Linked DNA regions of Mus musculus: region 1 is linked to region 2. Evidence: chromatin loops called from intact Hi-C (ENCODE). Cell type or tissue: gastrocnemius. All regions are shown on one strand. Each heading gives the region's core, and the rest is flanking DNA. Links, peaks and the distances in the headings are about the cores only. Region 1 has its middle 27 kb from the start of Adamts20. Region 2 overlaps Adamts20 (a disintegrin-like and metallopeptidase (reprolysin type) with thrombospondin type 1 motif, 20).

The links. A loop is a pair of places that touch in the nucleus more often than their neighbours do. Peaks named below come from ENCODE experiments on the same cell type or tissue, not always from the same donor. Only the 100,000 strongest peaks of a DNase experiment are listed, where the experiment ranks them.
Region 1: a loop joins it to region 2, with 2.4 times the contacts of the local background. A loop is called at or near these places in 3 of 42 quality-filtered maps.

What each region holds. Positions count from the first base shown.
Region 1 is chr15:94,423,419-94,439,681 of GRCm38, reverse strand. It overlaps a transcript of Adamts20 not described here. Among named protein-coding and RNA genes, the nearest start is that of Adamts20, 27 kb to the right of the region's middle. In gastrocnemius, for the core only: no CTCF peak of the experiment used is centred there; DNase peaks (open chromatin) are centred at 6,514 and 10,745; H3K4me3 peaks cover 542 bases; H3K27ac peaks cover 1,860 bases.
Region 2 is chr15:94,372,088-94,388,350 of GRCm38, reverse strand. Adamts20 (a disintegrin-like and metallopeptidase (reprolysin type) with thrombospondin type 1 motif, 20) reads left to right here. Exons shown (of 39, transcript NM_177431.5): 4 at 8,388-8,626. Among named protein-coding and RNA genes, the nearest start is that of Adamts20, 24 kb to the left of the region's middle. In gastrocnemius, for the core only: a CTCF peak has its summit at 8,718; a DNase peak (open chromatin) is centred at 8,733.

The DNA.
Region 1 (16,263 bases), core at 3,151-11,150, 52 kb before region 2:
TTTCACATGTTCCGTGTCATATTTGACACTTAATATGCGGATCTAGGGCCAACAGCACTGCATGTAGTCAATGCTTTGTTGGGTGAGGCATTCTGAGGTCTACGCGGGCAGAGTGAAGAGGAGCCCATTGATAGCACTAGGCCTGATAAGGGAGGACTTCTAGCTCCATCCTCTTGTCGTTTGTTCTCCTGGCCTAGTTTGCTCTTGATGGGCCAATAAAGAAACGGTGAAATGGTGTCGACAGTCACTGGCTGGGGTATACTAAAGGCAGAACGTACTGAGATAGGAAGTGGTTTATCCAGATTTGATATGTGAGCTATGACAGATGTGGGAAGTTTAGTGGGCCGTTCCACCCTTGAGTATGAGGCTTGTCAGGTAACTGGGTTGAAGCTGTAGACTTGGCACTCATTTGTCAGTTGATGTGGAGTGGATGATGTCATTAAGAACTGACCCCAGTGAATGTGAGGGTAAGAATTTGTGAGGTCTGAAGACATACATGCACAAAAATGCACGTTTGAATCTTATGGTGAACATTGAACGGCCAAATTACAAAATAGTATCTCGTTTGAATGCCCATATTCTCTTCTCCCTCATACCTTGATTCTTTTAGAAATTCATGTACTAACTTAGCAGCCCGTGGCCCCTTAGAATATAAGCAGGCACCTCATAGGTTACAATAAGCCTATGTTATAGAGGTGGACAGGGTAGGCCTGGCTGGCCTCTCACCCCATGTGGGTCATGCGTGGATTGTGTTTTTTGTTTTATCTCCTTAGCAGCCACAACTGCTTTGGAAACCATACTAGCTGCATATGGGCTCCCACTGCCTTCTAGGCTTTACTGAAGCACACAAATTCATCCTCTCTTCTCACATTCTCTGTTAGTGTTTCTATGTCAGAAAACCATCACACAAATATCCCGGCCTGTGGAGGATCTAGGAGTCAATGCCAAGCATAGGCTTGACTAATGGTGATAATCAAGTAATGAATAATTAGAGAATATCTATGAGTTAAGAGCTCTCGTGTTAGTTTTGAGAAATTATCCGTGATAGATATAAACTGAGACGGTGGATTCCTGTGAGCATCTTCCATAAAACAGTTTTAAAGGAGATAATGGGGAACGGGAAAGATACTGGGATCAAGTTAGAAGAGAAAGAGGTATATGGAGAACTATGCCAGCCATCAATGAATGTGTGTGTGTATGTGTGCGTGTGTGTATGTGTGTGTGTGCATAGATGACTCAGCAACTAAGAGTATACCCTGAAATAACAATCTGTGAATGAAAGAGTCCATGACATTGAAAGAGAGCAGACAGGAAGACATTGAGGGAGGAAGGGAAAGGGAGAAATGTAATTATATAATTATATTATATAAACCAAAAAAGAGGAAAGAGACAATTCAGAGTCCATCTTGCCCTTGCTCCCAGCTCCCCTCACTCCCATGCTCCCAGTTCCCCATGTCCTCCATCTGCTTCCCTTATTGCCCTCCCCCCTTCCCCTCCCTGCACAGTGGACATCGCTTATGCGGCCTCTGTCAGAATAGAAGCTGGCATATGCTTAGCATCCGGGGACCGAATTATCTCTGTTCTTGAGGAAGCACAATTTGTCTTATGAATGTTTTCAACTGAAGTGAAATCAGCATAGAGTCTCCCTCCTGAAGGATCTTAGGAGGATGCATCACTTCCTCACAGGGCCGAGGTGAGCTCGCGCATGAAGGAGTTCAACATTCGTCTTCATCCACAGCTTGGGCCGTTTTCCTCTTATTCTGTCTTTCTGGTTTATATCTTTCAGAGCTACGCAAAGTGCATCGTACATGTTTGGAAGCAGAAACATGTCTATTAAGCTTGATGAGGAAATTAATGACCTTAGGGATTTATGTTTACCCTAAGCCGTATGTCTACGTGTCTTCTATTTTGACAGAAATACAATCACTGTTGAACGACCTGCCATGCATTCTTTTTCTCTCCTAGATGATATGGGAGTAATGAGTAAACTCACCAGTCATACACACTGTGACATCTCATATTTAGGGGGATTGTAAATGAGCCGTTACATCTGCTATATGAAATAGAAACAGGTACTTTTGCTAGTTCATCGAGGAGAACCATGGACACTGGGATGGTCATAGATAGTCTAGATCAGTGGTTCTCAACCTGTGGGCCATGACCTCTTCACAGGGGTCATGTAAGACTGTTGGAAAACACAGGTAATTTCCATTATAATTCATAACAGTAGCAAAATTGCAGTTAGGAAGTAGCGATGGAAATAATTTTACGGATGAGGGTTAACACAGCATGAAGGACTGTGTTAAAGGATTGCAGCATTAGGAAGGTAGAGGATCATTGCTCTAGATGTGAGCCTTCCTTGCTTTTCTAGTCATGGAAAATATCACCTGTTTTCTTTTCCCTTGTGGTAGTTACCCTAAGAAAGGGCCAGGTAAATAGCATCTCCTAACGTTAATATTCTTTCTATGATATCCAGATTATAATTACATTTATGAAGATAATCTGCCTGATTTCCATGGATGATCTACAAAGAGCAGTGTATCAAATATCTACAAGCAGTGGATTGTAAAAACCAATACCCAACTAGGCACTATTTGAAAAGCACATTCTACATTATTTATCCATCTATACACAGACCATGAAATACAAAGCCAGGCTCTTCAACATTTACATATATTAGCCGCCTATGATGATGTGTAGATGGCATAGTTGTGTTGTCAGTAAAAAAGTTTTCATTGGTTTCTTGGTTTCTTGTTTTCTCTTGTGAATCTAGAACTTCCAGGAAAGTAAGGACTTTGATGGTTTTATCTACTGGTGTAGGTTCAAAAGTATCCCCAGCATCTGGCATGGATAAGAAGCCAAGTATTGTTGGAATAGGTCAATAAATGAGAGAATGCTACTACTAGGGCTTCAGCATCTGTATCTGGAAGACCTAGATCTTCCCCTCCCACTTCATTTTAAGGTTGGGGAAATGGAAAGCTACCTGGGTATTAAGGACATACCGTAATCTCTTCATTCCTGGCCTACTGGAGCAGTGGAGGCTTTCTGTTTGGAGAGTGCAGACATTTCTTTTCAAGCATACCTGGCTGGGCCCCCAAGAGATCGGGTAACAATTAGACTACATTGTAATAGATTGTAGCCATTGGATGTGAACAGTTCTAACCTGAGATGTATTCGAATTCGCTTTGCTCCTCTCTCTTCTGCCAGTTCTCGCTCTGCCTCTTTGAAATCCAGAGTCTCTTATTTACATCCTACCTACGCAGATGCTCCTCCTTGTAAAGCGCACATTGCTGCACATTAGGTGATGCAGTCTGTCATATCAGCTACAAAGGAAAGGTTTCATGTTTCAGGTATATGCCACTGCCTTGCCCTGATGTAATGATCTTGCTACAGAATCTCAGTTTATTCTTGGCCCTGCATGAGTTGCTTTCTTTTTTTTTTAAATTCTGAATCATTGTCAATAGCCATCATTAGACCTTATCCATATCCTACAGACTGGTTGGAAACAGTAAACTAACCCTTCCGAATGCATTCCAGGTCATTCACCCACATCCTCCGCTTGTCTCTTTCTGGGTCTGATGTGCCCATCTCAGAGCTCCTCTTGCCTTACCCAAGATTACCAGAGACTCACTTTCTCTGTCACTGCTCAGTTTCCCCCCACATTTATCAATTTCCTCTATTTATTTATCTCTTAACATTCAGTGGAAATATCACCTCCATAGTGTTACATTGCCTAATTTCTCCTTTGTCTTACGTAGAATTTTTTTTTTTCTTGTCTTACCATATAGTCCTTTGTGTTTGTTTCTGGTCATACAGTGTAGTCATTGGTAAAACACCCTGATAGTCACCTTAACAGGTCTATCAGACTAAAAAGCCAGGCTTGTTTCTGTTTCTGCAGAGTCTAGAACAACAGCTGGTACACAGTAGGAGTTCAGTAATTATTCAGTGAGTACGGGGCAGATGAGAGAATGCACCAGAACAAACGAATCAAATGATTTATTGCTTGTATTATTCTGCTAAATGAGAAGAGCATGGGAGTGCGGAGATTCCTCCTCTAGGATTTAAATCTCTTTATTTAGGAAAACAATAAAAAGTGCATCTGGGGAATAGAGAATGGCAGGAAAAAAATTAACATTGTTCCGACATAATATATTTCAGTAAAACGCACACATGCTATGACTTAGCAGCTTTAAGGAAGGTGAAAACAGACAATACACTCCATCTGTTCTCACGAGAAATCGGAGATGTGTCATAACTTACTGCCCTTCCACATTCTACATTGTACTGCAGTATGACTAAAGGCCAAGAGCAGTTGATTACAGATTACAACACCAGCATATATCTGTGCGTGGGACCAGACTGGAGTATAAGAGAGGCTTGGCTACAGTTAATTTATAGGAATTTATTATTTCATTGTATTTTTCCTTGCTCTCCCATGGTATTTCATATTCTACCTAGTTGGTAGGGTCAGGATACAACATGGAAGCACAGCTATTTGTGTGTATGCGGGGTGGATATGACCCATGATGGCTAAGAATATGCATTCACACACACACGTGTGTATATGTTTGTTCATATACATGACTGAGATGAATCTCATGCAGATGACGATGATAATGATGATGATAATTTCTGTCTGGTAAGTGTTGCCACTCTAATACCAAGGTGGCAGCATTAAGAAGTGAAGGTGGGAAGTGATAAATCCATGCACGAGGATGGGGTCTTCATAAGTGAGATTAGTCCTTTTCTGTAAAGAGGCCCCAAGAACTGTCTTCCCTTTCTGACTATGTGAAGACACAGTCAAAAGTAGCACTAATGAACAAGAAAGCAGGCATTCACCAGGGACTGAATTCACCAGGAATGTCATTTAGAACTTCTCAACCCCTAGTACTGTGAGAGGAAAAAGTTTTGTTTTTTAGAGGGTATCCAACTCATTCCTGTTTCGATAGCATCCCAAGCAATGACAAAAGCCTATTTTGGGTGCCAAGAAAACCATAGCAAGTCTTCCTTTGAGTACTAGTCTCTCATTTCACATGCTGTGTTCAACAACACAGCACACCCTCTGTGAAGAGGTATGTTAGCTGGGTATGGAATGACTACTTGAACTTTCTACTCCGTCCACTTGGGATTCTTTCCAAGTTACTCACAGCTCTCTGTCTCCAGAGGTGACGCTGTCCTTTCCCAGATGGGACAGATGGGAGTTAGTGGTGGAGGCAACTGGAGTCACAAGCAAGAGTTAACCAAGGGTAAGATAAATACTGGCTTCTCGTGCGTGGAGAAAACCATAGATCAGCAATGAGCTTGAAAGCCAAGGCTTCCAGGTATAATCCCATAATTTAGGAGGCAAAGGCACAAGGACCAGGAATTCAAGATCATCCTTGGCTACATACAGAGTAGAATACACCCAGTCTCAAAACATGCATATAAACACAAAAGCTTCTATTAAGTAATAAACAATCTCTAGATACTCCCCTACATTCTGGAGATAGAGAATTCTCTCCTCTTTCCTGCTGAGTTGGTATAGAGCAGACAAGTACCCAAAGCCATTGAGTGTTTAGGTGTGAGAGAAGGAACTTTGCTCAAATATTGCTTCTAGGTGACCCAGGTGTAGACCACAACAGAAATCCAGTCATGGTGTGGTTTCATATCTTGCTTAGGGAAAAGGGAACAAAAGAACCAGATTATATTTCATGGAGGAATTTGACTTCATTTTGACATCCTAAGAGTGGTTTAAGGTTCATTTAGCCAGTCTCGAGAATGTGTTGAGAGGCGCTTTTTTCTGTTGGGACCAAGTGACATGTGCAGGAGGGAGTTTTCTTCCTGAAAGGGTGTATGCTCCACCGGCAGAGTCCTTCAGGGAACAGGTGAGCGAGAGAAGGCAGAGACTGGTAATGGAGGCTGGGTGATAGAGCAAGCAATCTGCCTGGCTTCTCTAGTACTATAGATGATTCATAAAGGGTCAGTGACAGTTATTCCAGAGTTCTTCTGATTGGTTGGAAGTAAAGGAGGTCTTCTGAGCTTGGTTACTTGGAGCACAGTGTCTGGCTGCCATACTGCATGGTGCTAAACATCTAAAGAGAGGCATATCAGGGCCTGCTCTTTTATTATTATTATTATTATTATTATTATTATTATTATTATATTTTCTTTATTTATATTTCACATATTATCCCCTTTCCTGATTTCCCATTCCCCCTCTCCCTGCTTACCAACCCACCTACTCCCACTACCCTGTCCTGGAATTCCCCTACACTGGGACATTGAGCCTTCTCAGGACCAAGGGCCTCTCCTCCCATTGATGTCCAACAAGGCCATCCTCTGCTACATATGTGGCTGGAACCATGGGTCCCTCCATGCGTACTTTTTGGTTGGTGGTTTAGGCCCCAGGAGCCCTGGGGATACTGGTTGGTTCTTATTGTTGTTCCTCCCATGGGAGCTGCAAGCTCCTTCAGTTCCTTTAGTTCTTTCTCTAACTCCTCCATTGGGGACCTTGTGCTCAGTCCAATGTCCAATGGTTGGCTGAGAGCCAACCTCTGGTATTTGTCAGGCACTGGCAGAGCCTCTAAGGAGACAGCTAAATCAAGCTCCTGTCAGCAAGCACTTGTTTGCATCCACAATAGTGTCTGGGTTTGATGACTGTATATGGGATGGATCCTCAGGTGGGGCAGTCTCTGGATGGTCTTTCCTTCAGTCTCTGCTCCACACTTTGTCTCTGTATCTCCTCCCATGGATATTTTGTTCCCCATTCTAAAAAGACAAAAGAACACACATGGTACATACTCTCTGATAACTGGATATTAGCCCAAAAGCTCGGAATACCCAAGATACAACTCACAGACCAAATGAAGTTCAAGAAGAAGGAAGGCCAAAGTATGGATACTTCGGTACTCTTAGAATGGGAAACAAAATACCCATGGGAGGATATACAGAGACAAACTGTGGAGCAGGGCCTGCTTTTAAGTGTGGAGGATGGTGTGTTTTCCAATAACCCAGGACGGTGTGTGAGAAGAGAGGGGATGATCTGTATGGGGTGAATATGAATGAGCTACGTACACATTAGACAGAAGGTGGCATTGCTTTATAAGGAAATTTATAGTGCGTCAGTTCAGCTAATCTGAAATGGTATTTCTCTGAATATTTTCCTTAGGATTCCACATTATAACTGGTCACAGGACAACCTAGTATGAAGGGGTTTTTAAAATATTATTTTTATTTTATACACGTTTTGCCTGCATATATGTATGTACTCTCTGCAAGTGCCTGATGCCTGCCGAGGTCAGCAGAAGGCATTCAGCACCCTGGAATCAGAGTTACTGGTTGGTTGTGAGCCACAATATGGGAACTGAACCCCGACCCTCTGTAAATTAGAACAGGTAGTGGTCTTAACTGTTGAGCCACCTTTACAGTCCCTGGTGGGCAGCTCGAAGTCATAACCTGGGGCAGGAGCCAAGCACTGACCAGCACCGTGGAATTGTGAGCATTTGTTCCTAATCTAATGGTCAGTCAAAAAAAGAAAAGGTAGGTCAGGAAAACAAAAGGCTTGCAGCTTTGCTTGTGTTTTCTTGCAGTGTGTTGGAGTCCTGCACTGACAGACAGAGGATTGAGTTTTCTGCAGGTGCCCTGAGCTGCAACATTGTAGACCATGAGAGATGGGTGAGGTGTTTAGTTTATTCTTGGGACTTCCGTGTTAGCTGTTTGGGTTCTAGGGCATCCTCATCCATCCCTACTTGACACCAGACTGTCACTCTGGTTCACCTGTGGGAAGTTCAGTTCCGTCCCAGAGGGAGAGCCAATGACCTTCTATAAGGCAGTGCGTTAATCCCACAAGTTTATAAAATGTAGTCGTTCGTGGCTACTTTGTTTTTCTGAGATGGGTTATGCTATTTCTCTGATCAAATCTGGACATCTTGAAGAAGCTGAAAGACAAAAGAGGTTACCTGAGTTGCCTATGTATTCAGTAAAAGAGGTTTCTGGCAGTCTGGCTGCCTGTAATTAGTAGGAATGATTAACCAATGCATGAGTCACACCACTCCCTTGTGAGTATAATTGTTAATCACCCTGGTTGGGATTGTATACGTGTTGATAACATTCACTGGTATACCAGCATAGTTTACACGATGCGACTCCAAGTGTCTTGTAGCTTATGTTTGTGTGATTAAATTCAAATTGTCATGTTCATGCCCAAATGTCTTATAATGTGATAGTTACTAACACTCCAAAAAGATTTCTGTTTAAATTTGTAAATAGCAATTGCTCTTATTGGAGCCAATCTTTTAAAAACATATTCCCCGTGCCAGATACTGTGGGCATAATGTTGGAAAAAATCCCATAGCTTCTGCCGGCAGAATAGTCACTACCTGGAGACAACTGACCTCTCACAACCCTTAAGCCTGGCCAGTCTGGCCATTCATCACCATGACCGACGAGCTAAAAGTAGGACTCAGCGCAGACCATCTGTGAAGATCATTTTTCTGGGCTCTGCTCTGACCCTGGTTCCTAGGATTTCACATTCCTGGCTCCAAGCTCTTGGATTCCCAAGCCTGCTTCTGCTGGACCTATTTAGGGATTCTTGAGTTGCAGTTGGCTTTCAAATTTTCATTGAGCTCTGTGTTCTCCTTGCCTTGGAAACTCCCAAAGTGCTTTCCAGTTCTAGCTCCAGGCATCCAAGGGATCCCTTGCCGAGGGACTGGGATCCAGAGACACAAGAAGAAAGAGGTGAAGTGCTGAGCTGTAATAGAACACAACAAGCGGGACCACTGTTACTGAAGAACACTGAGCGCATTCATGGCTGGTGACGTAACTAGCGTGACCTGCAGCAACTTCCTGCCCTATGGCTACATATCCATATCTCTGCTCTGCGAGTTTTCTTTCATCCTACAAATATTTGTTATGCAACCCTTTGTGTGCCACCCACACTCGCTGCTCCCCTCATCCCCTTCTGCTGCTGCAGTCTGCCACCCAGGCCTTAACGAGGACTGGAAGGTGGCAAATGTGCTAGCGGGGCTCAAGCAGTCCGGGATGAGAATCCTGACTTCCTGTGCTCCAGTGGCTTAGATTTTGATCCAGAAAATGGGGAAGACTTCACCACCTACCTTTCAGGAATACTAAATTTAAGGGAAACAATGCATCGTAGCTCCTCCCTGCATGTAGAATAAATACCAGGCATAACTACGACTGCTCATCTTCTCATCTCTCCAGCTGCCGTGAGACGGTTTCCATTCTTCCTTCGCTGGTTGCTTCCAGCCGATAAACATACCGGTCTCTCACACATTGCTACAGATCTTCAACTCTAGGTAGCTTTGTTCTCTGATCGTTCTATCTCCTCTTCATGCAGGCGTTCGGGTTTCTAGATTCCGTTATTTTTATGCTTTTGGGGTTCCCTTTAATCTCCTGAGTCGTGACTTCACGGAGCCTCGCACAGAAGTCGCCCCGGTCAAGCCTGTGCTCACATCCGTCCGCCTCAGCTGACTGCACAGCACATTTCAATCGTTTCTTCCACCCCCCCCCCCCCCCCGGGCTTTAGCATTTTGCTCACTTTGCTCGCTCCAGATCTTTTGTATGTTTAATCATTTCTTCTTAGTCACATGCACAGATTTCTCAAAGCCAGATACAACTGGTTGCGGCTTAGGCCATCTTTAAGTCGCCAGCACATCCTTTCATTTTTCCTTTCTGTTGTCTTCACATCGTTGTGGCCTCAGCTTGCCTCTCTGCATTTTCTTGTCTGAGTCTTCGGGTTGCCCAGACAGCAAGCACGGTTTCCTTACCATAATCTTTATTTCCTCCATAGTAGTAACTCCTTCCAAAGTGGAAATTTAAAACATTGCCTTCATAATCTTCACATTGCCTAGCCCAGAAAAACGTGGAGATAAAGATGGATATAGTATTGACATGAGAATAGTACTTAGGTTTCTCAAAACTCTAACTCTGTCTGGTCATGTGGGTAAAGTCAGACTATTTCAAATGAAATAGAATCCTGCATTATACATCTTCAGAATGCACGGAAATGATCAAAGTTATCAAGAAAAAAAAAAAAGATCTGAGACAATGTCACAGCCCAAAATCACCTTAAGGAGGTAGAGCAAGGGCTGTGTGGTCGTTTGGATGGGTACTATACAAGTATGAAAGGAATGGAAACGATGAGTGGGCTTTGGGTCCTAGTCATGTATCGGTATTAGCTAATTAGATAAACTAATGAACATGGCAGTCTAGTATGTGAGGAACATTACGTATAGGGAGTGTGCCTGAAGAAGCTGCACACTTGACTAAACAGTTCTGAAACAATGTATATTAACTGCAATGGTTTTTCTTTCAGCCTCCACCCTCTCCCTCTCTTCTCCTCCTCCTTCTCTCTGCCTCTGTTTTTGTATTCCCCCACCCCCCTCTCATTTCCTGTGCATCTGTTTCTCCCTTTTCTTCTTCTATTCTTCTCATCCTGATTGGAGGAACTCCTAGATCTTGTAATTATTCTCCAAACACAAGAACCTGGATGAGGCGGTGATTGGATGATGTTGTTTCACGTGTGGCCTGAAATTGTCTCTCTCTGTCTGTCTGTCTGTCTGTCTGTCTGTCTGTCTGTCTGTGTCTCTGTCCCTGTCTCTCTCTTTCCCCTTGTCTACCATATTTCTTGTTTCTTGTTCTTTGCAAAGTGAAAAATAAGGCCTTTTACTGAAAGGCCCAGAGTCCTTCCCGGGCACTGACCCCAGTGCTGGTGTCCAAGGCTTGAGGTGCCAATGTCCCAGCAAAGCAGCCAGTACCATGAGTCCTGCCAGCTTGGGCTCTGCTGCTTTCTGGATGATATTGCTTCAGCATCTCAGATTCCATGGGAATACTGTGAACTTGTCCCTCTGTTTCTTGTCTTGCTGTTAGGAGGGTTTGCTTGCGTCTGCGTGGAGCCCAGACAACCATCTCTAACGACTGGGAAATGGGCAGATGGGCAGATGGTGCAGTGCTGAGCTTAGAACCATCTCTCTGTCACAGACTCTCCAGTAAGCCTTTTTAGAGATTTTACCATTTACCAAGACATTTCTTGACACCCAGATCCCGCGGTCTTGTCTGAATTTTTAATTCAGACTGGCTCGAGTTTCACAGGGGTGACAATGCTGTTATTCTGTCGAAAATCCTTCCCCTAACGTCCTCCATAGTGTGACCTCCAAGGTACTCTCAGATTCTGCATCGAAGCATCTCTTTGAACTCTTTGTCCACAAATCATCTGGAGGCTCCCTAGTCCAGCAACATTTAACTGTCTTAAGCATCTCCACACCCATTAATCTGCTGGTTTTCTGAGAGCTCTATGTCTCCCTCAGCATGTCACTGCTGGGTTAATTTTTCCTCTTTGTCCTAAAGGACTATACCATCTTTCTGTATCTCCATCACTGCTACACTGTATCGTACTGGTTACCTACTGATGCTCAGTAGATTAACCCTACCACGTAGGGCCTCAAAATACGAAACTGTTTTCATCTGTCTGGATCCAGATTCCACTCACATGTTACCTGGGCCCTCTGAGCCACAGTCCCTTCTTATAAGGCCGTGGTATTCGTTAAAAAAATGGTCGCATCAAGGCTTCACTGAGAGATTTACTGGAAATCTCAGTGATGTTGGCAGGATTCGGCTTCACACAGTGGATGGAGATGGAACATCTGTTTCTCTGGCTGTTAATTGAGCACGGGCCTTTCTCAGTTCCTCTTTCTGTGGGTCTCTTTGCCGGGTCCCTTCAACATAGTGTCTGATTTCCATGAGCATGAGAAAGAGAATAGTAAGAGTTGTGCCAGAAAGAAGCCAGCATCTTTATGGCAATCTAATCTGTGGGGATAGACCATCACTATTTCTGCATTCTATGAGTTCCCAGCTCAGCCCAATTCTAGTGGATAGGATCACACCAAGGCACGGATATCAGGAAGTCATGCTCACTGGGTGTGTTCTGTGTTGACCTTTGGAAGTCAGTTAGCACCTGGCTGTAGTTAGTTTGGTATCAGGCCTGGTGATGCCACACACATGTAGCAAAATGGTGTTAATGAGGCCTGGAGAGATGGCTCAGTGGTTAAGAGCACTGACTACTCTTCCAGAGGTCCCGAGTTCAATTCCCAGCAACCACATGGTGGCTCACAACCAACTGTTATAGGATCCGATGCCCTCTTTGGTGTGTCTGAAGACAGCTACAGTGTGCTCACATGTATAAAATAAATAAATATTATAAATATTTAAATGGAATATTTAAATATTATAAACATTAATATAAATAATAAATATTATAAACATTAAAAATAAATAATATAAATATTTAAAAAATGTATTAAAAAGTGGTTTAAGGAGATTTATTATGCATATAATGGGACTTTCTGGGAAAGGCAGAGCAGCCTGGGAAGTCCTGAGTGAGAAGAGGCATTGCCCTTGGGGTTTATTGTGGTGTCAAGTCTCTTGGGAACTGGGTTGAATGGTTTGAACATCTCTACCAGCACCAAGGGATGGAGTCCTGAGGGTGTTATCCTTTATCACTGGCAGGAGACAGAAGAGAGGATGGAGAGATGAGGGAACAATACCAAGCTCTGCTCATTGTAGTCTGTGTACCACCACATCTGTTAGAATCTGTTCAATTAATTAATTGTCTTTGACAAGACAGGGAGTGTGGGACATTCATCTCTGTGTCCTCATTGCTTAGTGTAGTATCTGTCTGTCTATCTATCTATCTATCTATCTATCTATCTATCTATCATGTGACAGTTATATAGCAAATGTTGGTTGCATGAAGGGATGACTGGACTGTCTGTCCTCATCATTTATCTACCTGATATATCTGCCTGTAGCCTATTGATGTGGTTGTGATCTTCACAACTCATCAGCTGATGTCCTCAGAAAGGAATTTAACACACTTTTGATTTCAAGTCCATGATTTAAACATAAGGTTCTTGAAATAATGAAAGAAAACCCAAAGTACCAAAATGGAAGCAGAAAATGTTTTTTTTTTTTCCTGGTTTGTAACCATGTTAACCTCAAAACTACCTCCTTGCATTTAACATCATGACTTAGACTTTATGTTAAAAGAAAATCGCAGTGGTTGTTTGACTGGACTGCCTTCCTTCCTTCTTTCCTTCCTATTTTCTTCCTTTTTTTCCTTCCTTCCTTCCTTCCTTCCTTCCTTCCTTCCTTCCTTCCTTTTTTTCCCTTCCTTCCTTCCTTCCTTCCTTCCTTCCTTCCTTCCTTCCTTCCTTCTTTCCTTCCTTCCTTCCTGTTTACCTTCCTTCTATCCTTCTGCCTTCCTTTTCTGTATTCCTATTTTCCTTTCTTCCTGTCATCCTTCTTTCATGTCTTCCTTCCTGTCTTCCTTCTTTCTTTCCTGTATTCCTTTTTTCCTTCCTGTTTACCTTCTTTCCTTCCTTCCTTTCAAGATCTATTTATTTCATTTTAACTGTATGAGTGCTTTGGCTGTCTGTAAGTCTGTGCACCATGTGTGTGCCTTGTGCCTTTGGAGGTCAGAAGGGGACATCAGATCCGAGTTATGAATGGTTATGATCTACCATGTGGATGCTAGACTAAACCAGGTTCTTCTACAAGAGCAGCAAGTGTTCCTAACTACTGTGCCACCTCTCCAGCCCTTTGGCTTCGCTATTTTTATCACACTGCTGTGAGAAAGATGAGACACATCTCCAGAACGTTGGTGTCTCTAGTTGAAACCAGAGCCTTCTAGAATCCATACTCCTTACCCTGAAAAAAAATGCACACAAGGCTTCATCTTCAATGTTACAGTGTTGGCATGCTGATTGCATCATTGTTCTCATTAAAATAAAAATCAGCGCAGACTGAAGAATGGATAAAGCAAATGTGGTACACTTACATAATAAAATACTAGTCAGCTATTAAAAACAAGGACATCATGAAATTGGCAGGAAAATGGATGGAACTAGAAAATATCATTCCAAGTGAGGTAACCCAGACCTAGAAAGACAAACCTGGTGTGCACTCACTTATAAGTGGATATTAGCCACAAAGTACAGAATAACTATGCTACAATCCACAGACCCAAAGAAGCTAAACAATAGGGAGTGCCCAATGGAGGTCAACTGAGAAGACTAAATAGAATAGACACCAGGGAACAGATGGAGGGAGGGAACTGGGTGGGGGAGGGGCTCAGGATGGGATTAGGAGGGATCAAATGGGGGGTGTTGAAGAGAGAGGGCACTGGGAGAGACAACTAGATGGGGGGGGCGGCATCTCTGGGAGGAGCTAGAAACCTAGAATGGAAAACTCCCAAGAATTTATGAGGTTGACTCTAGCTAATACTCCTAGCAATGGGGGATATGGAACTTGAAACAACCATCTCTTATAACCAGAAAAGACTTCCAATAGAGAGACTGAGACATCAACCCAGTCACAAGAACTTAGACCCACAGCTTGTCCTAAGTACAAGATATGCAAGGTTAAAGATGGATCAGAAATTGAGGGAACAGTCAACCAATGACTGGCCCAGCTTGAGACCCGTGCCGAGAGAGAAAGCCAATCCCTGACACTATTAATGTTATTCTGCTATACTTGTAGACAGGAGCCTAGCATAGCTGTCATCTGAGAGGTTTCACCCAAGTAACTGATGGAGACAGATGCAGAGACCTACATTAGGCAGAGCTTGGGGAATCTTGTGGGAAAAGGGAGGAAGGATTGATGGAGCCAGAGAGGTCAAGAACAGAATAAGAGAACATTCAGAATCAACTAACCTGGGTTCATAGGGGCTCGAAGAGACGGAATCGCTAACCAGAGAGCATGCATGGGACAGACCTAGGCCCTTGGCATATGTGTAACAATTGCGCATCTCGGTCTCCATGTGGGATCCTAACAGCAGGAACAGGGGCTATCTCTCACTCTATTGCCTGCCTTTGAATCCCTTTCCTACAACTGTGCTGTCTTGTCTAGCCTCAATTGAAGAAGATGCACTTGATACACCAAGGTGGGTTGAAATCCATGGGAGGCCTCTACCCCTCTTAGGAGAAGAGAGGACAGGAGGATGGGGAGGAAGGAAGGTGAAAGGTAGGATCAGGGAGGAGATGAGGGAGGAAAAGATGCAATCATGTTATAAAGTAAATAAAAAAGAAAGAAAAAGAAAGTAGCTATTGTTTAAAAAAATCAATGCAGTTCTGGTGAGACTGGGACAGCTCCCAACCCATGGGGTGCGACCTCTTTGGGGGGGTCACATATCAGCTATCCTCCATATCAGATATTTACATTACGATTCATAGCAGTAGCAAAATTACAGTTGTGAGGTTGCAACAAAATAATTTTGTGATGGGGGGCGGGGGTCACCATGACATGAGGAACTGTATTAAAGGGTCGCAGCGTTAGGAAGGTTGAGAATCACTGTTAAAATTGTCTTGTTACCTTTGTCCTCTTTCTCAATGTGCATCCGGTTCTCTTCACTTGCTGACAGAAGTTCCTCATCAGAGGACAAAAAGGTACTAGTGCCAGGCTCTTGGATGTCCCTAACCGTGGGCCAAGATAAATCTCTTCCCATGTAAATGATCTAGTCCCAGGCATTTGATTACAGCAACATGTAGCAGACTGAGACTGTCCATACAGAGTAAGGACCGGCAGTGACAAAGTGCTGGGGTCACAAATGGGATGGGTCCTTTATATGAATGGCTCAAGGTACAAAGAGTTATGAGAACACACAGTCAAGCCTGGGCATTATGGCGTTTAGATCAAGTAATGTCGTCCCAAGTCCTCCAAAATCACTCATACCAGGAACATGGTGGCAAAACCGAATGAGAACATTGTGGTAAATAATGAGGTGTGTCAATCCTCACTGTCAAAAGGTACTTCGCACTTAGACATTTCTTGAAATATACTGGTTTCTGTACTGTACTCACCAATATTTAAAATTCTCTTTCTCATTTTTACTGTTTGACGCAAACTCCACAGTCTTCAGCATCTGCATGCTATGGGTTCTGACATTTGTATACCTGACACGGTGCAGTGGCTTAGTTCCTTTTGGAGAAGTTTTTGCTCTTTGTGAGGAAGTGTGAGGAAGGATGGAGCAGGCCAAATAAAAGGCAGAGTGACCTGGCCTTCGGGATGAAGGACCGGGAATGCGGGGAGGAGAGATGTGCGAGATTCTGAACCTCCAAGCAGATGGCTCTGCTCCACCCACTCAGCGGAAGGAGCGCGTTTGAAGTGGCAGAGTAATTAGGCTCAAAAAACATACCTTCAGCCTGCCCTTCAAAGGAAAGACTTGAGTTGAACCTTGGGGGCAATTAATTTCAATGATGTTTAGACTCTAGA
Region 2 (16,263 bases), core at 3,738-11,737:
TTGTATGAAAATTCTTGTCTCATTACCATTTGTGAAATAGGAATGATTTCAGCCTTTACTGGTACATACGTTGTCTGCTCTAGGTTTATCTTAGGTACCCTTTGCTGGCTAAAGATTTCCTCCTAACTTCATAGCTTATTGAAGTTACTATGACAGGTACTTAGTTTGCTAATGATTTCCAATACGAGTGGATGTTGAATTTCATCAAAATTATTTACGGGTAGCCCAAGGTAAACAGATGTTTTATCTTATCATTGATTGGCACAAGGCCCTTGAGTTTCATTTCCTCTTGATTTCTTCTCTTCCCTTCCCCCAACCTCCCTCTCTCCCTCTTTCTTTCATTTTTTTCTCTTTTTTATTTCTTTCCCAGTAAAGAAAGGCTTTTATCAGAGGTCAGGAACAACAGACACCAGGGCACACAGAAAGATCCTCCGCAAAGCAGGGTGACACGGACCCTAAGCCCCCACTTTTTTTTTTCAACAGCCCATTTGGTAATGATTTCTCAGACCCTGTGTGTCTGCCTTCATGACTGGATTTGGTTTCTAGTGAGTTCCTATTACATAGGAGAAGAGCCATGCAGATGGGAGTTTTTTGGTGGGACTCAATGAACTGATGGCTTTTAGGGCATGTGCTGTGAACGGACATTGTTCTGTTATATACAATCGTTAGTCAGTTAGATTTACTCAACGGGTAATAGAGAGAATGACCTTGAAGACTTATAAAGACATACATGCACAGATGATTTATAAGAAAATGCATTTGTGAACTGAGAAAACATACAGAGTCACAAATATTTCAATTTTTAACGAGGATTGGTGGCATAGGCTACTTCATAGTCTGAACATAGGGAGAAAAATGGAAGTTCATGTCCAGACTGGATTAGCTACAAAGTAGGTTCAAGGCCAGACTGGGGAACTTGTTACGACTCTATCCTAAGATCAAACAGGAAGGATGGGGTGTGACTCAGTTCTATGATTCATGTTTAGTGTGTGCAGGACACTAAACGCAATTCAGCACTATGCTACACTACACTACACAATCTTTTAAAGAATACATAACTATGAGGCCACTAATCGGCCATACATCTTGTTTTATAGCTTTATATCTGGCTCCCAAAACACATAACCAGTTGCCCATGTTCAGTGAGGTAAACCTCAATCTCTGGCTTTCTGCTACTTAAGCTTGGGATGTGTTGTTACTCACGAAAAGGAAGCCAAGATTCTAGTTTTTACCAACTAGAACTTGATACAAATTATTCATAAGATAACCTTAACATAATTTTCTTATTCTTTTTTCTAATTTTTAGTATTCTGAAAATAAGAATAGCTGGGGTTCTTTCTGTCCAAAATTTGCACTTTTTTATGTTTTTGCATTATTGCTAGGACATCTAACATTATATTATGCAGGAATGGGAACAGCGTGTCTTATTCCTGATTTTAGTAGGAATGTATTTATGTTATCAATATCTACGTCATGATTACTATAGAGTTGTAATATGTTGTCTTTATTATGTTGACACATGTTCTCTCCAACTCTGTAATCTCTAGAATTTTTATTATAAAGGCTTGTTGGTTTCTTCAAAGCTTTAAAAGCTCATTGGCTTTTTTACATCTATTGAGGTGATCATGTGATTTGTGTTCTTGAATCTGCTTTTGTGATTTAGTTTTTATATTGAACATTTCTGGATCTCTGGAATGAAATAATATTTAAAACCATTTACTTATGGATAACCATGTTTATCTAAATGTATGTGTGTGCACTACATATGTTGTTTCTGGTGTGACCAGAGTCCAGAAGTGGGCACCAGATCCCTTGGAGCTGAAGTTACAAATGGTTATGAGCTTGTGATATGGGTGTTGGGAACAGAACATGGGTTTTCTGCAAAAGCAATGCATACTCTTGACCTCCGAGTCCTTTCCTCTATCTAGCTCCTACCGAGTAGTTCTTGATGAAATTCGACATCTATAATAAAACTTCTTAGTATCACTTAGGAAGTTAACTGTGGACATAAGAGGATTTCTTTAATCAAAGAAAGAATACTTCAGGATACTCTTGCAGGGCTGCTGGATAAAGTGTCAGTAGTTGATTGGTCTCAAATCATTCTCCTCCCAAACTACCAAATTTAATATCTATGTCATAGCTCAGCTCTCTGTTTCTGGTGTGAGAGAAAGATGAGACCCATATTTTCATAGGGATGACTTGATAGTTCTCTTTTTTGTGTCTCCATGAAGTAATACTTTTTCATGGTGACATTGTTGCTAAATTCTTCTCATTCCATGTGGTGCCACATATAGACAGTAGCAGAGTCATGTGGTGTTGCATTCAGTTTGGAAGCCTATTCTGAGAAAACCTGAGCTCACGCCTTTGTTATGGTATTCACTTGCTAGCTATGAAAATTCCCCTCAACTCCTGTCACATGTCTATGTGTTTTAAAATTTGTCCAGTAATAGCAACTGATCTGAGGCTGCAGGGAAGGCAGATGATGGAATCATTTTTTTTTTATTTCACAAAGTCAAGTCCACACTCTTCTGCAAGTTTATTACCCGTAGATGAGGTTCCACGTATTAATCTGTTACATTCTTCTAAATATGCACAAACTATAATTCATAACTCTTAAAGTATGTTCTTGAGTTGTTCAAGAATGAGAAAGCTTAGAGACTGGTAGGTTTTCGTGGTTCTATGCTATTCAACACCCTTTAAAAATGATGCCCCAGACCTCTATTTTATTTTCTATGTTACCATGGCCACCACACTTAACCTTTCTCTTCCTAATTTCCTTCATTAATAAATTGGTTCTAATCATAGTGGTTATTTCTTAAAGAGTTCTTGTTAATACTAAGGAGGTAAGCACACGGGGCTTGAACTATCACTTGATAAATAATCAACACAGTAAACATTTGTAGTTATTATTCACACTATTAGTTCAATAGCATGGAGACTTACGACATATCATAGAACCAGAATACAACTTAAACCATGAGGAAATATGGTGGTATAATATCTGATATGGTCATATCTTACTTGAAAAAGTCCACAATTCTTTAAGCTTTGGTGCATTCAACAGTGATTTCAAATGCTGATACTTTAAATTAAACAGAATTTTATTTTATGCCCTGACTTAATTGTTTTGTGCTTTGGAGAATAATGGAATAGTTTTCTTCTGGTCAAATACAGACTGCCTGTGCGCAGATAACAGCACTGGGGTTGGTACTGGGAATGTCTCAGGCAGCGTGGGTCTGTCTTCTAGCGGACTCTGGTCTATACCTCATTTGTATTTTCCTTAATGCTGAAGTTGCAACCCACAATGCTCTTCTGTCTCATTCCTCAAACCATCCCTGTCTCCCCCCTTGCTTTGTCTTTCTTCTCTCTCCTCTATTATCTTTTCTTCTTCTTCTTTTTCTTCTTCTTCTTCTTCTTCTTCTTCTTCTTCTTCTTCTTCTTCTTCTTCTTCTTCTTCTTCTTCTTCTTCTTCTTCTTCTTCCTCTTCCTCCTCCTCCTCTTCCTCTTCCTCTTCCTCTTCTTCCTCTTCTTCTTCTTCTTCTTCTTCTTCTTCTTCTTCTTCTTCTTCTTCTTCTTCCTCTTCCTCTTCCTCCTCCTCCTCTTCCTCTTCCTCTTCCTCTTCCTCTTCTTCCTCTTCTTCCTCTTCTTCTTCTTCTTCTTCTTCTTCTTCTTCTTCTTCTTCTTCTTCTTCTTCTTCCTCCTCTTCCTCCTCCTCCTCTTCCTCTTCCTCTTCCTCTTCCTCTTCTTCCTCTTCTTCTTCTTCTTCTTCTTCTTCTTCTTCTTCTTCTTCTTCTTCTTCTTCTTCTCTTCTTCTTCTTCTCCTTCTCCTTCTCCTTCTCCTTCTCCTTCTCCTTCTCCTTCTCCTTCTCCTTCTCCTTCTCCTTCTCCTTCTCCTTCTCCTTCTCCTTCTCCTCCTCCTCCTCCTCCTCCTCCTCCTCCTCCTCCTCCTCCTCCTCCTCCTCCTCCTCCTCCTCCTCCTCCTCCTCCTCCTCCTCTTCTTCTTCTTCTTCTTCTTCTTCTTCTTCTTCTTCTTCTTCTTCTTCTTCTTCTTCTTCTTCTTCTTCATCTTTTCCCTAATCTCCACGAGCACTTACTGAATTTAGGAGAACTCATTGCCCAACCTTGTTCTCACTCACTAGGGAATTCACAGCTTGGTGAGGTGATGGCGCATAGTGGTGACCTCTTGAGAAGGACTTAGAATTTATCCCGCGGGCAATCTCCCAGTGAGGACATACCTGCTTTCATCTTGAGTGAGGATGACACGAGAGTGTGTTTATTTAGAAGTGGACTTAACCATGAATGGAGGGATGGGGAATTGAAATGGCTAGACTGTTTGAAAGGCTATTTTAAAAATGAAATGTTTGTAGTCTTTGTGATGAGAGTTCTAAGACACAGAATACTGTAATGAATTCAGAGGCATAATTGCTTTTCAAAAAGGGCTGATTGCATTTTAATTTCAATCAATGAATAAAATAGTGTGCAATTGAAGACAAGAGTAACGCAAGAAGCATTTGAAGGAGAAATGATAAAGACGAGGTGGCTAGAACCTAGGGTGGGGGAGGGCACACATCCCAGTGGTTCTGTGCTGTGGTGACTCAGTTGTGGGACCTAGGAAGCTATTGCTGATATCTGTAGATTCCAGAAGCTGGAAACTGGGGAAGAAAAATCACAAGCATGAGGTAGCAGCTTGATATTCAGGTACAAATCTCTAATCACATTGTTGTGTAATGATAATTTTGAGCAACGTACATTTTGTAGCTATTAATTGATGTATTGTTCTGTGGGCCATTATCACTGGCATAAATTTTAAAGATTTTATATTCTAGTAAGATACTGGTGGCCTTATCGTTGGGGTTCATCTAAATTGGTTTCATGCTGTAATATACTTACTAAGCTGTAATATACTTACTAAGCTGTAATATACTTACTAAGCTGTAATATACTTACTAAGAATAAAGGGCAAGAATCAGTTTTAGTCTTGACTTGATAGAACAGAAATAAACTGGGAAGCATGGCAAAGAAATGATGTCATGGATTTGGCTAACATGGCCTGATATTTTGAGACCGAGTCTCATGTAGCCCAGGCTGGTCTCAAATTTTGTATGTAACGGGGGATAGCCTTGAACTTCTGATATTTCTGCCCTGTCACCCAAGTGCCGGTATTTCAGACATGTACCACTATGCTGGGTAGGAAATGTGCTTTGAGGGATGACTATTTATGGAAGGTATTTACCGAGGTCACTTTCTCATCATTAGCCACAACGCTTAGGGATAAATACTAAGAAAAGGCAACGGAATGTAGCTTTTAGATTGTGAAATATGAATAGATGCTATATTAGTAGAGACAATTTTAATTTCTCAAAATTTAATAATAACATACACTTGTAATCATTGAAGGATACTGAAATACTAAGTTAATATCTGTTTCCTATGCCATACTATTGACGCTGGGCTAAGCATTTCTATACAGTTTTGTCCAGTTATGTACAATTTACTAATATGTATCTGTATATTTTGGTAATAGAATTTCCAAATAATGGGATAAAAATGTCCATGCCTCTGAAGTTCCTACTTTGAAATATTCCATGCCAAATCCCAGTTCATGCTCTTCTTGACTATTTCACGTCTATGATTTCCTTAATTCTGTGCTTCGGGCAGGCGATTTACAGAGCTTTGCATTGAGCCTCTTGGGATTTGTAGTTACAGAATGTTTTCAGGTGTTCAATCGACTTTTAAAAAGTTGGAAACCATCTCCTTAATGGTCATACTGTGTGTTTAATTTTATTATCTTAACTGCGTTAGCAAGCATTACCAGGACAATAGAATGCGATAGCCATGCCAGCTCTCAGACTGCTATAGTGGGAATTTCTTTGATGTACTCGACTAAGGACTTGTTAATTCTGGTCTACATATTCAAGAGCATATGCACCAATGAAGCCTAAAGGCTTGAAGATAACTGCACCTCTCTCTGCCTCATTCCCTCCACTGCCTTTCAGCATCGGAAGCAAAGGTTATTCCAGTTCTCAGGTTCTAATCTCCTTGGCTTTTCAAAAGGTGATATTGATGTACCCATGCATCTTTTAAAAACGTATGCCTAATTTTAATATTTACCAACATAAAGGCATGCTGCACTTAACCTGTACTGGCAAGACTCACGCCTCTGTGTGTTAATGAAATATGAGTCTGTAGACTTTAATACATTGTTCTGTTATTTTCCCATCACTGTATTCTTTGGATTACTTCAAGTCGCACACTAGTAAACTGAGGTATGCATGGATGATATAGTGTCAGTTAGTGAGTTACGCTGCTTTTATGTTTCTTTTCCACCTCATTGGCACACGGCAACCTGGAGGGCTCGACACACTCACTCTGGACCACCAGGTCTTTAGACCTGAAGCCCGTGGTTACTTACCAGTGCTCATACTGAGGATGGACAGAAAATGGCAGCACCTCTTCTTTTTCGAGCGTGTGGCTGTTGGACTTCTCTCTTGTGAGATAAGGAGTGAGCGTCATTGTTTCTTTTCAAGGTTGCTATGTGACAAGGTCCTAATTCTCCAGCTTTGTCTTTCTTCCTTTGACGTCTGGTTTCACATTCAAGGACTCATCGCAAATCTGACATCATGAAAACTTTCTTCTTTAAAAGTTCCACGGTTTCTGCATTCCTTTGGGTCTTGAGCTGGGTTTTAGTCTGTTTTGTAGTTTGAGTGGTCTTGACTACCTTGCTGGGGATTGCTTGGCAGTATAAGAGAGAGTGAATTTCTGGGGGGTCTTTAGTCTGTTTTTCTTGTCTCTGTATCTGCTGTGACGTCCTCATGTGACTCAGAGGAGCTTGCTGAGTTATGGAACTGCAGTCTATGGGGTGAGCATGTATGAAACTTGCCTGATGGCTTTTCAGTGAAGTTACAGCAGCGCTTGGCAGTGCCAACTTCCAAATGTTAGCCAGCCTGCTAGGTGGAATAAACCAATTTGTCACTTGGTTGAATATTACCGAAGCACCCAAAGAACCTAAAATTTTATCTTTATGTTTGTGCTTCTGTCCCCTTCCCTGGTATGTAAGCTTTATGAGGTGATGTGTGCACCCCACTTCCTAAACATTCTTGATGTGTATAAATGCTCAGAAAAGTTTGTTTTCAATAACCTGGAAACAAGTGAATATATTGAAGCATAAACCTTCAGCCTTTCCTGATGGCCAGAGCTTTGTGTGTATCAGGGTATCTGGGATCTTCTCCAGGCCAGCAGGTGTTCAGTGATCCTTGGTGGGTGAGGGATCCCAGGGGAGAGAAAACTGGGAGCAGTGTTTATAACTGAATACACAGTCATACAAAAGACGGATGTTAAAGATGATGGAAAGTGCTTAGTGGCTTGGATTGTCTACTATCCCCAAATGGCTCTGTTCATATTCAAATGGAGTAAATCATTACACACATGCACAGCACACACACACACACACACACAGACACACACAGACACACACATATACCTACACACACTTGCACAGACACACACTCACACATACACACATGGAATCATATTGCAACAATATCCTGATAGTTGATTATTTGGTTTATAAATGACTCAGGCATTATAATTTCTTTTTTACCTCACTCCTTGTTCACTTTTCTGTTGAAAATACAACAACCCATCAATTTCAGGAAAATCAACAGAAGATGAGAGCAGAAAAGAAAAGAGGGGGAAGGAAGGAAGGAAGGAAGGAAGGAAGGAAGGAAGGAAGGAAGGAAGGAAGGAAGAAATAACACACACAGGCATGCCATTCAGGAACATTTGACATAAGCACAAATAATCAGCTATTTAAATGCAGTTTCTCTATATAGTACTTAATAGTAGTTCCTATGATTACAGTATCAAATCACTTTCTATGTATGCAAACAATGCAAGTCGCCAGGCATGTCATATGGTCAGTGTCATACATTTTGTATCAGCAGTTGATGGTTTCGTTTGAGTTGCTGCCTCTTGGGACGTGATTCTATTAAGGGGCATTAGTGCTGTTGCTTTTAAATGTTGTGCAGCCAAAGTTTGTTTTAATCCATATTCTATGAAATGACACCAGACAGCACGTGACTGCTGTATAATGAGACTGAATGCTAGCAGCCACTTAAGAATCTAGTCTGCTTCCTGGGAAAAACAGGGATTGCTTGATACTTCTTGGTAAATAAATATTTCCAAGTAACCAGAGCTGTTAAAAGTAACGCTAAGATTCAGCATTGCTTGTATAGCTCTGAAAATCTGAGCTCTGTAAACCACGGGCTGTGAAGAGCGAAGCCCACAGTGCACGTGCTCCGGGCGTGTCCGCTCCGTTTTTTTGTGTGACACACGAACCACTTCCAGTTTAACAACTTCACACTGTATTGTTTTATCCTTCCTCCCAGAAAATCAAATGGAGAAAACTGCTTTGCCCTCTCAGAGCTCCAGAAACACGACTGGAGATGTTGATATCGAAGAGGAAGCGGTGTTCAGATTGGAAGGCGAACGGAGCCAGTTACATTCCAGGAATAAGCGTTTTTTATCATACCCAAGATACGTGGAAGTTATGGTTACAGCCGATGCTAAGATGGTTCACCATCATGGGCAGAATTTGCAGCACTATGTTCTGACACTGATGTCGATTGTGAGTACCATGATTGTTCTTCTTAAAGATGTATTCTATTTTAATTATTTTATGTGCATGTAAATGTGTATGCTGTACCTGTGTGGGTGCCCCCTAGAGGCCAGAAGAGGGAGCTCCCCTGCAGTGGTTGTGAGCTGCCTCCATGGGCACTGAGTGTGTCCTCTATAAGAACAGCAACTGCCCGGGCTACCTTGCCAGCAGAGTCTTGCCCAACACCCGCAAGGGCCCACACGGGACTCCCCACGGGACCCTAAGACCTCTGGTGAGTGGACCACAGTGCCTGCCCCAATCCAATCGCGCGGAACTTGAGACTGCGGTACATAGGGAAGCAGGCTACCCGGGCCTGATCTGGGGCACAAGTCCCTTCCGCTCGACTCGAGACTCGAGCCCCGGGCTACCTTGCCAGCAGAGTCTTGCCCAACACCCGCAAGAGTCCACACGGGACTCCCCACGGGACCCTAAGACCTCTGGTGAGTGGACCACAGTGCCTGCCCCAATCCAATCGCGCGGAACTTGAGACTGCGGTACATAGGGAAGCAGGCTACCCGGGCCTGATCTGGGGCACAAGTCCCTTCCGCTCGACTCGAGACTCGAGCCCCGGGCTACCTTGACAGCAGAGTCTTGCCCAACACCCGCAAGGGCCCACAAGGGACTCCCCACGGGACCCTAAGACCTCTGGTGAGTGGACCACAGTGCCTGCCCCAATCCAATCACGCGGAACTTGAGACTGCGGTACATAGGGAAGCAGGCTACCCGGGCTTGATCTGGGGCACAAACCCCTTCCACTCCACTCGAGCCCCGACTACCTTGCCAGCTGAGTCGCCTGACACCCGCAAGGGCCCACACAGGATTCCACACGTGATCCTAAGACCTCTAGTGAGTGGAACACAACTTCTGCCAGGAGTCTGGTTCGAACACCAGATATCTGGGTACCTGCCTTGCAAGAAGAGAGCTTGCCTGCAGAGAATACTCTGCCCACTGAAACTAAGGAGAGTGCTACCCTCCAGGTCTGCTCATAGAGGCTAACAGAGTCACCTGAAGAACAAGCTCTTAACAGTGACAACTAAAACAGCTAGCTTCAGAGATTACCAGATGGCGAAAGGCAAACGTAAGAATCCTACTAACAGAAATCAAGACCACTCACCATCATCAGAACGCAGCACTCCCACCCCACCTAGTCCTGGGCACCCCAACACAACCGAAAATCTAGACCCAGATTTAAAAACATTTCTCATGATGATGATAGAGGACATCAAGAAGGACTTTCATAAGTCACTTAAAGATTTACAGGAGAGCACTGCTAAAGAGTTACAGGCTCTTAAAGAAAAGCAGGAAAACACAGCCAAACAGGTGATGGAAATGAACAAAACCATACTAGAACTAAAAGGGGAAGTAGACACAATAAAGAAAACCCAAAGCGAGGCAACGCTGGAGATAGAAACCCTAGGAAAGAGATCTGGAACCATAGATGCGAGCATCAGCAACAGAATACAAGAAATGGAAGAGAGAATCTCAGGTGCAGAAGATTCCATAGAGAACATCGACACAACAGTCAAAGAAAATACAAAATGCAAAAGGATCCTAACTCAAAACATCCAGGTAATCCAGGACACAATGAGAAGACCAAACCTACGGATAATAGGAATTGATGAGAATGAAGATTTTCAACTTAAAGGGCCAGCTAATATCTTCAACAAAATAATAGAAGAAAACTTCCCAAACATAAAAAAAGAGATGCCCATGATCATACAAGAAGCATACAGAACTCCAAATAGACTGGACCAGAAAAGAAATTCCTCCCGACACATAATAATCAGAACAACAAATGCACTAAATAAAGATAGAATATTAAAAGCAGTAAGGGAGAAAGGTCAAGTAACATATAAAGGAAGGCCTATCAGAATTACACCAGACTTTTCACCAGAGACTATGAAAGCCAGAAGAGCCTGGACAGATGTTATACAGACACTAAGAGAACACAAATGCCAGCCCAGGCTACTATACCCGGCCAAACTCTCAATTACCATAGATGGAGAAACCAAAGTATTCCACGACAAAACCAAGTTCACACAATATCTTTCCACGAATCCAGCCCTTCAAAGGATAATAACAGAAAAGAAGCAATACAAGGACGGAAATCACGCCCTAGAACAACCAAGAAAGTAATCATTCAACAAACCAAAAAGAAGACAGCCACAAGAACAGAATGCCAACTCTAACAACAAAAATAAAAGGGAGCAACAATTACTTTTCCTTAATATCTCTTAATATCAATGGACTCAATTCCCCAATAAAAAGACATAGACTAACAGACTGGCTACACAAACAGGACCCAACATTCTGCTGCTTACAGGAAACCCATCTCAGGGAAAAAGACAGACACTACCTCAGAGTGAAAGGCTGGAAAACAATTTTCCAAGCAAATGGACTGAAGAAACAAGCTGGAGTAGCCATTTTAATATCGGATAAAATCGACTTCCAACCCAAAGTTATCAAAAAAGACAAGGAGGGACACTTCATACTCATCAAAGGTAAAATCCTCCAAGAGGAACTCTCAATTCTGAATATCTACGCACCAAATGCCAGGGCAGCCACATTCATTAGAGACACTTTAGTAAAGCTCAAAGCATACATTGCACCTCACACAATAATAGTGGGAGACTTCAACACACCACTTTCTTCAAAGGACAGATCGTGGAAACAGAAACTAAACAGGGACACAGTGAAACTAACAGAAGTTATGAAACAAATGGACCTGACAGATATCTACAGAACATTTTATCCTAAAACAAAAGGATATACCTTCTTCTCAGCACCTCACGGGACCTTCTCCAAAATTGACCATATAATTGGTCACAAAACAGGCCTCAATAGATACAAAAATATTGAAATTGTCCCATGTATCCTATCAGACCACCATGGCCTAAGACTGATCTTCAATAACAACATAAATAATGGAAAGCCAACATTCACGTGGAAACTGAATAACACTCTTCTCAATGATACCTTGGTCAAGGAAGGAATAAAGAAAGAAATTAAAGACTTTTTAGAGTTTAATGAAAATGAAGCCACAACGTACCCAAACCTATGGGACACAATGAAAGCATTTCTAAGAGGGAAACTCATAGCGCTGAGTGCCTCCAAGAAGAAACGGGAGACAGCACATACTAGCAGCTTGACAACACATCTAAAAGCCCTAGAAAAAAAGGAAGCAAATTCACCCAAGAGGAGTAGACGGCAGGAAATAATCAAACTCAGGGGTGAAATCAACCAAGTGGAAACAAGAACTATTCAAAGAATTAACCAAACGAGGAGTTGGTTCTTTGAGAAAATCAACAAGATAGATAAACCCTTAGCTAGACTCACTAAAGGGCACAGGGACAAAATCCTAATTAACAAAATCAGAAATGAAAAGGGAGACATAACAACAGATCCTGAAGAAATCCAAAACACCATCAGATCCTTCTACAAAAGGCTATACTCAACAAAACTGGAAAACCTGGACGAAATGGACAAATTTCTGGACAGATACCAGGTACCAAAGTTGAATCAGGATCAAGTTGACCATCTAAACAGTCCCATATCACCTAAAGAAATAGAAGCAGTTATTAATAGTCTCCCAACCAAAAAAAGCCCAGGACCAGATGGGTTTAGTGCAGAGTTCTATCAGACCTTCAAAGAAGATCTAATTCCAATTCTGCACAAACTATTTCACAAAATAGAAGTAGAAGGTACTCTACCCAACTCATTCTATGAAGCCACTATTACTCTGATACCTAAACCACAGAAAGATCCAACAAAGATAGAGAACTTCAGACCAATTTCTCTTATGAATATCGATGCAAAAATCCTCAATAAAATTCTCGCTAACCGAATCCAAGAACACATTAAAGCAATCATCCATCCTGACCAAGTAGGTTTTATTCCAGGGATGCAGGGATGGTTTAATATACGAAAATCCATCAATGTAATCCATTATATAAACAAACTCAAAGACAAAAACCACATGATCATCTCGTTAGATGCAGAAAAAGCATTTGACAAGATCCAACACCCATTCATGATAAAAGTTTTGGAAAGATCAGGAATTCAAGGCCCATACCTAAACATGATAAAAGCAATCTACAGCAAACCAGTAGCCAACATCAAAGTAAATGGTGAGAAGCTGGAAGCAATCCCACTAAAATCAGGGACTAGACAAGGCTGCCCACTTTCTCCCTACCTTTTCAACATAGTACTTGAAGTATTAGCCAGAGCAATTCGACAACAAAAGGAGATCAAGGGGATACAAATTGGAAAAGAGGAAGTCAAAATATCACTTTTTGCAGATGATATGATAGTATATATAAGTGACCCTAAAAATTCTACCAGAGAACTCCTAAACCTGATAAACAGCTTCGGTGAAGTAGCTGGATATAAAATAAACTCAAACAAGTCAATGGCCTTTCTTTATACAAAGAATAAACAGGCTGAGAAAGAAATTAGGGAAACAACACCCTTCTCAATAGTCACAAATAATATAAAATATCTTGGCGTGACTCTAACTAAGGAGGTGAAAGATCTGTATGATAAAAACTTCAAATCTCTGAAGAAAGAAATTAAAGAAGATCTCAGAAGATGGAAAGATCTCCCATGCTCATGGATTGGCAGGATCAACATTGTAAAAATGGCTATCTTGCCAAAAGCAATCTACAGATTCAATGCAATCCCCATCAAAATTCCAACTCAATTCTTCAACGAATTGGAAGGAGCAATTTGCAAATTTGTCTGGAATAACAAAAAACCTAGGATAGCAAAAAGTCTTCTCAAGGATAAAAGAACTTCTGGCGGAATCACCATGCCAGACCTAAAGCTTTACTACAGAGCAATTGTAATAAAAACTGCATGGTACTGGTATAGAGACAGACAAGTAGACCAATGGAATAGAATTGAAGATCCAGAAATGAACCCACACACCTATGGTCACTTGATCTTCGACAAGGGAGCTAAAACCATCCAGTGGAAGAAAGACAGCATTTTCAACAATTGGTGCTGGCACAACTGGTTGTTATCGTGTAGAAGAATGCGAATCGATCCATACTTATCTCCTTGTACTAAGGTCAAATCTAAGTGGATCAAGGAACTTCACATAAAACCAGAGACACTGAAACTTATAGAGGAGAAAGTGGGGAAAAGCCTTGAAGATATGGGCACAGGGGAAAAATTCCTGAACAGAACAGCAATGGCTTGTGCTGTAAGATCGAGAATCGACAAATGGGACCTAATGAAACTCCAAAGTTTCTGCAAGGCAAAAGACACCGTCAATAAGACAAAAAGACCGCCAACAGATTGGGAAAGGATCTTTACCTATCCTAAATCAGATAGGGGACTAATATCCAACATATATAAAGAACTCAAGAAGGTGGACTTCAGAAAATCAAATAACCCCATTAAAAAATGGGGCTCAGAACTGAACAAAGAATTCTCACCTGAGGAATACCGAATGGCAGAGAAGCACTTGAAAAAATGTTCAACATCCTTAATCATCAGGGAAATGCAAATCAAAACAACCCTGAGATTCCACCTCACACCAGTCAGAATGGCTAAGATCAAAAATTCAGGTGACAGCAGATGCTGGCGAGGATGTGGAGAAAGAGGAACACTCCTCCATTGTTGGTGGGAGTGCAGGCTTGTACAACCACTCTGGAAATCAGTCTGGCGGTTCCTCAGAAAACTGGACATAGTACTACCGGAGGATCCAGCAATACCTCTCCTGGGCATATATCCAGAAGATGCCCCAACAGGTAAGAAGGACACATGCTCCACTATGTTCATAGCAGCCTTATTTATAATAGCCAGAAGCTGGAAAGAACCTAGATGCCCCTCAACAGAGGAATGGATACAGAAAATGTGGTACATCTACACAATGGAGTACTACTCAGCTATTAAAAAGAATGAATTTATGAAATTCCTAGCCAAATGGATGGACCTGGAGGGCATCATCCTGAGTGAGGTAACACATTCACAAAGAAACTCACACAATATGTATTCACTGATAAGTGGATATTAGCCCCAAACCTAGGATACCCAAGATATAAGATATAATTTGCTAAACACATGAAACTCAAGGAGAATGAAGACTGAAGTGTGGACACTATGCCCCTCCTTAGATTTGGGAACAAAACACCCATGGAAGGAGTTACAGAGACGGAGTTTGGAGCTGAGATGAAAGGATGGACCATGTAGAGACTGCCATAGCCAGGGATCCACCCCATAATCAGCATCCAAACGCTGACACCATTGCATACACTAGCAAGATTTTATTGAAAGGACGCAGATGTAGCTGTCTCTTGTGAGACTATGCCGGGGCCCAGCAAACACAGAAGTGGATGCTCACAGTCAGCTAATGGATGGATCATAGGGCTCCCAATGGAGGAGCTAGAGAAAGTAGCCAAGGAGCTAAAGGGATCTGCAACCCTATAGGTGGAACAACATTATGAGCTAACCAGTACCCCGGAGCTCTTGACTCTAGCTGCATATATATCAAAAGATGGCCTAATCGGCCATCACTGGAAAGAGAGGCCCATTGGACTTGCAAACTTTATATGCCCCAGTACAGGGGAATTCCAGGGCCAAAAAGGGGGAGTGGGTGGGCAGGGGAGTGGGGGTGGGTGGATATGGGGGACTTTTGGTATAGCATTGGAAATGTAAATGAGTTAAATACCTAATAAAAAATGGAAAAAAAAAAAAAGAACAGCAACTATTCTTAATGGCTTTCAATCACAATTTAATAGGACTCTTATGTCATCTAAAATGACATTCCAGCTAATGTTTTTCACTTATATCTTAACAATGTTTTTCCAGGCTCTAGACATAAGCAGGTTGTGTTACCATTCAAACCAGAACTTCATCTGTTACTCTGGCTACTTTTACACTGGAAAATCTTCCCTCCATGCACAGAGAACGCTTGCTGTGTTCTTCCTGTGAATGGCTTCTGCCCTCTAGTGACAGAGAGCATCCTTGTGGAATCTACCTTTGAGTCTGACTGTTAAAACCACCATCTGTTCTCGAGGAGGGTAGAGTGCGTGCCTTTGGCTACTACGACACTCCCTTGATCAGAAGTTTGCCACTCCATCATTTAAGTTACGGATACATTACGGATGGAGCTGCCTTAGGCGATGTAGACTGTAAGTCTTTGGTTTGGTGTTAGACTGTCTGCTGAATAGTGGTTCTGGGACCCACAAGCCTAACACCATGAAGAAACATGTCAACTCTCTGCATGCAAGAGTATACATGCATGCGCTTGCAGCGGCTTACCTATATCAGCTATATCACCTGGGCATCCCTGGATGTAGCCCTGTTGCTCAGGAGTATTTACAAAACTCACCCCATCTCATGTTCCAGGTGACCAGGTCTAGTTAACAAAACACAGCCACTCATTTATGCAGCTTCAGAGGAATTAGGGATGTACTCAGTGGCAGGGAGTACCTCTGCTCACACGGATGAAATGGAGAACTCTGCTGTTGTGAAGACTTGGCCAAGATACCTCCGGTGACCTTGCCAGTCCCTTTAGATGGAATTCCCCAGTTCAAGTTACTGTAGTTTGAGGATCCTAAGATCTTCTCATTTTTCTTACCTATGGAAGTTGTCTAAAGTCC